2 separate regions of the Homo sapiens genome follow, and region 2 is linked to region 1. Evidence: read pairs that join two places in POLR2A ChIA-PET (ENCODE). Cell type or tissue: OCI-LY7. All regions are shown on one strand.

Region 1 (5,000 bases):
ATCATACTCTTATTTTTCTTCATACTTATTTAAAATCATGTGGCCTATCATTAATTGTCTATTGTCTGCCTCCACCACTGAAATGTAAGCTCCAGGATGGAAAGGCCTTTAATCTGTTTTGTTTCGAGCTACACCTGAGCACCAGAACGGGACTTGGGACATGATAGGCTCTAATTCACTACACTTGATTGAATTAACTAACTAACTATCCCTGTTCTAACAAATACATATGTGCTATACTTAATTTAAAATCCTATCCAGAATGAAGGGAACAGACTAGCACCCTCTGCAAATTTTATTGTATTATATCCAAGACCCAGCCTGCAGAGACTCTGATTTTAACAGTTTAGCAGAACTCAAAATTCTACATTTTTAACAGGCACCCCAGATGACTGTAATGAAACTGTCTGTAAAACACACTTTGAGAAATATCCATTTATACACTCTTTTTACACTAAAATGTCTTTAACAATGAAATCAAAGTTTACCACCATCTCCATGAACAGCAACACCATTATCTAATCCTTTTCCTCTTCTCTACTTCACTCCTTTATTCCATTCCTGCACCGACCCCACCCCAAGATAACGGAAGTATCCTCTCCCAAGCTGCTTAGGACATTTACCACAAATGAACCTAGGAAAAGACAATTCTCATAAAAAATTACAACCAATTTCCTTTTGTCCTGCAATCAACATGGCTGCAAATTAAGAGTTTTAGAGAAGGGCTTATTGATTGGTTTTAGTTGTTAAACCAAACATTCAAGAAGTTGTTTGGTTTTATTGTTTGGTTTTGTTTTCCTCTGGACTGAATGTTTTTAGAAACTTATTTTTTCATGGCAAAATCAATACATGTAAGTTGTTAAAATTCAAATAGATACATGTAAAAAAAAGAAAGTACAAAATTACCCCAAAGAACCTCAGTGATAACCACTGATTTGTATACCTTTTCAGATTTTTTTCTGTGCATATACAAACATATATACACAAATAATGTTTCTAATATAGAACCAGAATTGAGAATCTCTGATTTCAGCCAGTCACAGTTAGGGAATAAAATGAAGTTAATCCAAATCAGCTGGAACACTCTAAAAAGTGTTACTATTTTAATGTACCCAAGAACAAAGAAATTTCACCAGTATTTAAATTTGTGCGTTAAACACCTTTAGGCAAGTTACAAGCCTGTCATAGTTCTAATATTTAAGTTACAGGCTGCCTTAGAACGAAGAACTGAGTTCCTGAGGTGTAAGGAAAATCATGGGTTCTTAAAGGCAAAGAGCCAAGCAACTAGTTAACGCCTCCCTACCAAGTCCAAAAGACTAGTCTTACCTGTGGACTATGTGGAGTCTGGACCCCTCTGCATCAGACCCCAAAGTGGAATTACACAGGTTGAAAGAAATCAAAACTGAAATCCTAAGGGGAGTAACCAGGACACTTGCAGTGCAGGTCATTAGCGTGATTGTTGCCAAATTCAAAGCAGAAAGGTGTTAAATGGCTTTTGTAGGGATCAAAACAACATGTGACAGTAGTTCATGCAGATCTGCCACACACATGTATATGCTATTCGCTATGGATGAATCGAGAAAACAACGTCCTCTCTAAAAATGTACATGAACAGTTAGGAGCAACAAATCTTCTTCCATACAGGACTGAAATTAACCGCAGTCAGGTCGGCAGCAGGAGGTTCCAACGAGGCTCCCTGGCTGGCTGCGGCTGCACCCTCGAGGGTTGTTATAGTAACCACACAGACGCACGCAGCTTCGCGTGTGTGCCGAGGAATTCACGGGCAGTACATAAACTGGACTCCCTGCTTCATTCGGAGTAACAAAAACACATACAGAATTTAATCTACGGCCCCACCTGCAATTTCTGCAAGATCGGCTTGACTTCTTCCTCTTCATCAGCCATCATCTCCCGGCCACTCCACCCCCAACTTTATAACCACAGAGACGCACGCCCTCTCTCACCGCGGAACCACAGCGACATCTGGCGTTCTGGAGGCTTTTCTGCCCCAGAAGGGCTTTGCTTCAAACCGACTTAACCATTTATTTCCACAGAGATGCTCTACAATCACTTGTGAGTTCATAAACTTCTTTCTTTCCCAGATCCTGGAAACAAAATGTCCTCAGCTTAATTTCTATATTCTTGTTTCATGTCTTCCTACTTATTTATACTAAGATTATAATACTCCATAAAGAAGAGAGTTTAAGAAGTGCACACCTGTGTTGTTTGAAATTTCGAAAGCCATGTAGTACAATAGCTACTTTACTCAATCTTTTCCAAACTTTGCAGTAATTTTCTATGTATGATTAATTTTATCATTTTAATGCACTATCTTAATAAATACTACACTTGGGATGGCTCATAAAAACCACCATGCTCTACACTAACAATGCCTCCATATTTATAGACAACATCCAGAAGGATATATAAGAAAGGATGACTGTCTCTGCAGAGGGAAACACAGAAACTGGGGAACTGTGGGTGAGCGAAGAAAATTTTCACTGCCTGCCCTTTTGAATTTTCTTGCCATCTATATGTATCACCTATTCAAATATAAACATTTTTAAATAAAAAATTATTTGCTTCTACATAGTCTCTGGAAAGAGACACAAGACACTGGCAAGACTATCGCTTACAAAGAGCAGAAGTGAGTGGCTGGAGCAAAAATGAGTGACCAGGGAACTGGGGTAGACTTTTCACTCTATGCCTTTTTTGTAACTTTAAAGTTTGTACCTTGTGAATATATTAAACTTCTGAATAAATCTTTTAAAGTGTCATGTAATATTCCTGGCAGTTTTGCTTTACTTTTTTAGTTTTAATTACAGCTTCAAGCTGATTCTGTGAAACTAACAAAGAAGTAAAACGTTCAAGGCAGAAATCATGAATATACATAAAATCATTTCCTCAAATCATTTTCCAACATAAAGGAAATAGTTTGTATTGTAACCTATAAAATCTATGTCGTTAGCTGTAAAATAGGGAGGGATGTTTTAAAAATTTTTTTTTGAGATGGAGTCTCACTGTGTAGCCCAGGCTGGAGTGCAATGGCGCCATCTCGGCTCACTGCAACCTCGGCCTCCCAGGTTCAAGCGATTCTCCCGCCTCAGCCTCCCGAGTAGCTGGGGCTACAGGTGCATACCACCACGCCCGGCTAATTTTTTGTATTTTTAGTAGAGACGGGATTTCACCGTGTTAGCCAGGATGGTCTCGATCTCCTGACCTCATGATTCACCCGCCTCAGCTTCCCAAAGTGCTAGGATTACAGGCGTGAGCCACCACACCCGGCCCTAAAACTTTAAAATTTTTCATCCTCTTTCTCAGACATTTTAACTTTGGTGCACACGAGGCTGGGCACGGTGGCTCACACCTGTAATCCCAGCACTTTGGGAGGCCAAGGCGGGCAGATCACTTGAGGTCAGTTCAAGACAAGCCTGGCCAATGTGGTAAAACCCCATCTCTACTAAAGATACAAAAATTAGCCAGGTGTGGTGGCATGCACCTGTAATCCCAGCTACTTGGGAGGCCAAGACAGGAGAACCACTTGAACCCAGGAGGCAGAGGTTGCAGTGAGCCAAGATGCTGCCACTGCACTCCAGCCTGGGCAACACAGCAAGACTCCATCTCAAAAAAACAGTAATAAATAATTTTGGTGCACATTAAGAATAATTTTTAAGAGATTTTATACTCTATATTCCTAGTGAAGGAAACACTACTTGCTTTTCAATTATGTAAAGCAGGGGTATTTAATTGCCTTTCTACAATGACTAAATATATCTTCAAATGATTTCAGTATAATTTTTATTACCTAAAAAACAATGGGATTTGACATTTAGGGTAATTCCATTGTTAACACATCTTAAACCATTAAGAATCAATCCTAAAATTTAAGAGTTAGAAAAGGCTGTAAGGATAACTTAATTCAGTCCTTCATTTTACAGATACAGAGACTAAGTCCAAGAAAGTTCAAACTAAGTAGAAACCAGAACCCAGATCTTCTGCCTCTCCAGCCAGTATGCTTTCAAATCTTTCCTCTAACAGGACATAAAGTTACTGAGAATGTCCTTCAAATTTCTATCATGGCTCTACATTTTAAATAAATAAATGCATAAACAATTTAATTCCCATAATAATAGTCAGAAATACTCACTAAATAAAGGAAAACAATAAATAAATCTTTTATTTTAATACAATCTCGAGATCAATAACACATTGGTAAACTTTCTGCAGAAGTGCATTCCTAAATAAGTAAACCCAAGGCAATAGTTGACAAAAAGGTAAAGAAGTAGCTTTATTTTAAAATACAGTCTTCCTTTGGTATCTTTGGGGGATTGGTTCCAGGAACCCTCATGGATACCAAAATCCTTGGATGTTCATGTCACTTTTATAAAATGGCATGGTATTTGCATATAACCTACAGATTCTCCCAAATACTTTAAATCACCTCTAAATTATTTATAATACCTACAATGTAAATGCTATCCAAATAGTTGTTATATAGTATTGGTTTTTAATTTGTATTTTTTTATATTATTTTTTCTCAAATATTTTTGATATATGGTTGGCTGAATCTGCAGAAGCAGAACCTATGGATACAGAGCACCGACTGTAAATGCCAAAAAAATTAACTTTAAAAAATAACTTCATCAACGTGAGTTATTTTTAAATACAAATAGGGACTGAACATACATGCATCAAATTGTACTCTCGTTCACTGACATAAGCACACCTCCAAACAATACGAAGGTAAATACATAAATATATACAAATAAATACACACACCCAAATAACAAGCTACACATCACCCACCATTTTCCAAGACCAAAATTTTCACATAAACATACTGGCAAATACAGCAAAATATCAGTGTACATTAACATACTTACATATACAGATATGCATAAATACCAGAATTCAAAGCAACATGTAGCATATAACACAGGTACTTAAGGCATAAACACCACAGCTCAGTGAGAAACAGCACAGGGAGAAAGAGTTATCTA
Region 2 (5,000 bases), 230 kb after region 1:
AGCCTAGTACCCAATAGTAATTTTTTTTCTGCTCCTCTCCCTTCTCCTACCCTCCACCCTCAAGTAGGCTTCAGTGTCTGTTGTTCCCTTCCTTGTGTCCATGAGTTATCATCACTTACTTCCCACTTATAAGTGAGAACATGCAGTATTTGGCTTTCTGTTGCTGTGTTAATTTGCTAAGGATAATGGCCTCCAGCTCCATCCATGTACCCACAAAAGACATGATCTCATTCTTTTTTTTTTTTTTTGAGACGGAGTCTCGCTCTGTCGCCCAGGCTGGAGTGCAGTGGCGCGATCTCGGCTCACTGCAAGCTCCGCCTCCCGGGTTCACGCCATTCTCCTGCCTCAGCCTCCTGAGTAGCTGGGACTACAGGCGCCCACCACCACGCCCGGCTAATTTTTTGTATTTTTAGTAGAGATGGGGTTTCACCGTGTTAGCCAGGATGGTCTCGATCTCCTGACCTCGTGATCCGCCCACCTCGGCCTCCCAAAGTGCTGGGATTACAGGCGTGAGCCACCGTGCCGGGCCTATCTCATTCTTTTTTATGACAGCTTAGTATTCCATGGGGTATATGTACCACATTTTCTTTATCCAATCTGTTATTGATGGGCATTTAGGTTGATTCCATGTCTTTGCTATTGTGAATAATGCTGCAATGAACATTTCGTGTGAACGTATATTTTTTGTTTTTTTTTTTTTAGACGGCATCTTTGCTCTGTCGCCCGGGCTGGAATGCAGTGGTGTGATCTCGGCTTGCTGCAACCTCCGCCTCTCGGGTTCAAGTGATTCTCCTGCCTCATCCTTCCAAGTAGCTGGGACTACAGGTGCGTGCCACCATGCCCAGCTAATCTTTGTAATTTTAGTAGAGATGGGGTTTGACCATGTTGGCAAGGCTAGTCTTAAACTCCAGACCTCAAGTGATCTGCCCGCCTTGACCTCCCAAAGTGCTGGGATTACAGACATGAACCACTGCGCCTAGCTGCATGTGTTTTTATGGTAGAATGATTTATATTCATCTGGGTAAATACTCAGTAATGGGATTGCTGGGTTGAATGGCAGTTCTGTTTTTAACTCTTTGAGGAATCACCACGCTGCTTCTCACAATGGTTGAACTAATTTACACTTCCATCAACAGTGCGTAAGTGTTCTCCTTTTCTCTGCAACCTCCTCAGCATCTGTTATTTTTTGACTTTTTAATAGCTATTTGAAAGTGTATAGTGTATTAACTATAGCCATTCTACCATCATATAGAACACTAGAGCTTATTCCTCTTCTCTAGCTGTAATTTTCTTGAGATATAAAAGTCCAGGGGAAGCAGCAGGGACCTGTCACCTGAAACAGAGGCGATGGGTGATGCCGGAAGCAGCAGCTCCTGTGGGAACAGGCTCAAGATATCCTCTGACAGGACAGTTATGGACATGACACCTGGACAAGGAGCAGCAGGAAGAACTCAAAGGACCTGTGAGGATGCATGAAGGTAGCACCCCCAGGAAATTCATAAGTTACCCAAGGACGTTAAAGGAAAAGTACATTCCGATCTGGGGATATGGACATTTGAAGTCTTTAAGTGTTTTTTAAATGAAGGTGTAGCCTTATTTTATACTTACAAGCTGTTGAAGCCTGGACATGTTACTTTCATAATTTGTGTTCTTACTGTGAGAAGAATGAGGTCAATGTGTGATGGACTGCACATATCAGAATGTTCCATATCTCTTACATAATTTTTTTAACTGATCAACTCTGTCCTTTGATCATGCCCAAGCTGTGCCCCAGGGGTTCCCTTGAGTCCGTCAGTAAGGTCCATAGCCATCATTGTATGCTTCTTGGCCCTGAGCCTAAAACAGAAGGCCCAGGGCAGGCTCCACGCCTAGGATCATGGGGATTTTTCTCTAAACTAAGCACTGAGCAGCGATTGAGGACATGCTGATGTTATCAGGCTATTGCAGAACAGAAGATGCAAAACAGAAGGGCTGATGTGAGTTTTCTGGAGCACTCAAAACAGTTTTTTCGGAAAGCCTATTCAGAAGTTTATTTTGGTTTTAGCAATTGGAATTCACATTGGTTAAAATTTAAAAACACAAGACACATAGTTCTTCCTTAGGCTTTTAAATAAATTTGCAAATTTTATTGTTCAATTCACAAATTCAGTAGATATCTGACTGTATTTTGTGTATCTCACAAAGCTTTCTTGTGACCTGTGTTCATAAATCATGATGGATACTGAGGACACCAAGCACTAGGAATCTCGGTTTGGGTCTTAGCTTGGGGCTTAGAGAGGCAGAGGGCTGATTAAAGGGCCTCACTTACGCTTGCAAGAGTTTCAGGACTAAGAAGAATAATCTGTGGCTAATGAAGCATAAATTATTTCTGCAGTCCTCCCGGCTCATAAATAAGTCATAAATAAGGGCATCCCAAACTGTAATTCTCAACTTAAGAGTTGTTTCCTTAGGCCAGGCATGATGGCTCACACCTGTAATCCCAGCACTTTGGGAGGCCAAGGTGGGCGGATCACGGGGTCAGGAGATCAAGACCATCCTGGTTATCACGATGAAACCCCGTTCTCTACTAAACCTACAAAAAATTAGCTGGGCATGGTGGCGGGCGCCTGTAGTCCCAGCTACTTGGGAGGCTGAGGCAGGAGAAGGGCGTGAACCTGGGAGGCGGAGTTTGCGGTGAGCCGAGATCGTGCCACTGTACTCCAGCCTGGACGACAGAATGAGGCTCCATCTCAAAAAAAAAAAAAAAAAAAAAGAGTTGTTTCTTTAATCCATAAAATTTAATTTTTTTGTTGTTGTTCTCCTCCCATGCCAGAACATTTGAGGTAAAGAATGTGGATTGGACAATAGTTAGAAGAAGAGGTTCACAATTTCTCTAATGTAGCCTCGGCTGTTATGCCTCTGTTTTTATAATTATCTCATTATATGTAGTGCTAGAAATTCACACCAGGCCTAAACTTGGATAACCAAATCTTTTCAGGCCTCACCAGTCTGGAGTTACTGATGGGACCACTTTAATAGTAACAACCTATATCTCATGAGTTTATTACCATCTCTCTAATTCTTGTGTGTATTAATTAGAATTGGTTTGGCAGTGACAGAAACTTCAGGTAGCAGTGGCTTAACAAAAAAAGTGTTTATTTCTCTCATTTCTTTTTATTTTATTTTTTAGAGACGGAGTCTCACTCTGTCACCCAGGCTGAAGTGCAGTAGTATGAGATCATAGCTCACTTCAGCCTCGAACTCCTGGGCATAAGGGATCCTCCTGCCTCAAACTCCTGGACAGCTGGGACTACAAGTGTGTGCCACCACACCTGGCTAATTTAAAAAATTTTTTGTAGAGATGAGGTCTCATGCCCAGGCTAGTCTCAAACTCCAGGCCTCAAGCAATTCTGCCTCAGCTGCCCCAAATGCTGGGATTACATGAGTGAGCCACCATGGCCAGCCTTTACACTTTGTTTTCTGAAGTCCAGGGATAGTCAATTTAGGTCTGTTATGGCGTTCCATGGTGTCAGACATTCAGGCTCTATCTTGCTGCTCTGCTAAACTCAGCATGTGGCTTCCCCATCAGGATCCAAGATGGCTAGTCTAGCTTCAGACAACATGTCCATTCCAAGGAAAAAGGAAAGAAAAAGCAAATATGGCATTCTCCTTCCCTTCAAGGACACTTCCCAGAGCTTTCACTCAACTCTTTCTCTTCACGGATATGTCCCAGGCTCTCTTTTTATTTTGGATCGCTACGTGCTCAGGTAAAATTGGAGGTTTCTGTTACGACCCACAGAAGAAGAAAAGAGTTGCAGACACTGAGAGACAGTGGGTAATGTCTACTCCATCCCTTACAGTTCTCCTTAAAATCTCACCTGTCTCATCTCTGCCATATCTAGGATTCTCCAGGGAAGCCCTCAAAATGCTCCCAGACAAGGAGGTCAGGTGTATCAGATGGTGTCTTTGATCTCTTTTTCTTCTGCTTCAGTCTTGATGGTGCCTTTTAGTAAAGCAGATACCTGTGGGAGCCTGATCGACTTCATGGCTCCATGAAAACAATAGCACCTGTGCCAAGATGTACTTTCATCCAACAGCGCTGAAACTGTTTAGATGAAGTCTTAGAATTGGGTGGGTTTTGGGGGTGGGAATTAAGTGGATAGACTATGGCTTTATCACTCAGTACTGCCTTTTATCCCCTGAGCACCAAAATAGTATTGTTTGTTTCTCTGTCTCTCAGCATCTTTCATAAAAATAACTCCACCACATTCTACTTAAAGCTCCTCCCTCCATAGTATTCAACACTGGTCAAAAAGGCAAGGTGCATGTTGTTAGTGTGTATGTGGTGTGTGGGGTGAGGAGGTGGATGGATGTGAAACACCATTCTTGCTTCTCTGCCCCACTATTCATCTTTTCTATCATGCAGAATCCTTCCTCTTCATCAATTCTTCCCATGTAACTGGAACCCTTCCAAACACTGCCTCACCAGTTAACCATGTATACCTTAATCTTTTTGAACTCTGGTTTTAGGAACAACTTAACCTTGAGCCAAGTACCCACATTTTACTTTGTGTGCCCAATGCCGGCAAAGCAACTGGCATGCATAGATACAAAATACATAGTTGTTAAATAAATGAATGAACACGTGTTTAAGTAGTGACAGAGATGGTGTTGTTGAGTTTAACTATGTCTTACTGATTTTCTACCTGCTGTTCATTTATGATAGAGCAGTGCTGAAGTCTCCAACTATAATAGTGGATTCATCTATTTCTCCTTGCAGATCTATCATTTTTTACCTTACACATTTTGATGTTCTGTAATTACAATTATGACTTCTTGGAGAATTCTGATGTCTTTAACATGTAACAACCCTCTTCATTCCTGATAACTTTCCTTGCTTTGAAGTCTGCTTATATCTAAAATGTATATAGCCATTCTCAAATTCTTTTTTAAAAATTAATTATTTTAAATTGACAAAAATTATACATGTTTATCACATACAATATGTTTTGAAATATGTA

What was found. Peaks named below come from ENCODE experiments on the same cell type or tissue, not always from the same donor. Only the 100,000 strongest peaks of a DNase experiment are listed, where the experiment ranks them.
Region 2: POLR2A ChIA-PET joins it to region 1 with 5 read pairs; 2 of 35 experiments call an interaction of 5 or more read pairs at or near these places.

What each region holds. Positions count from the first base shown.
Region 1 is chr14:20,304,030-20,309,029 of GRCh38, forward strand. TTC5 (tetratricopeptide repeat domain 5) reads right to left here and starts at 1,922. Exons shown (of 10, transcript NM_138376.3): 1 at 1,858-1,922. The coding sequence starts at 1,908. RefSeq lists an enhancer at 1,828-2,067 and a silencer at 4,848-5,000. In OCI-LY7, CTCF peaks have their summits at 1,999 and 2,202; a DNase peak (open chromatin) is centred at 1,952; H3K4me3 peaks cover 1,934 bases; H3K27ac peaks cover 340 bases.
Region 2 is chr14:20,538,252-20,543,251 of GRCh38, forward strand. No RefSeq gene overlaps it. Among named protein-coding and RNA genes, the nearest start is that of RNASE9, 20 kb to the right of the region's middle. In OCI-LY7, no CTCF peak of the experiment used is centred here; no DNase peak of the experiment used is centred here.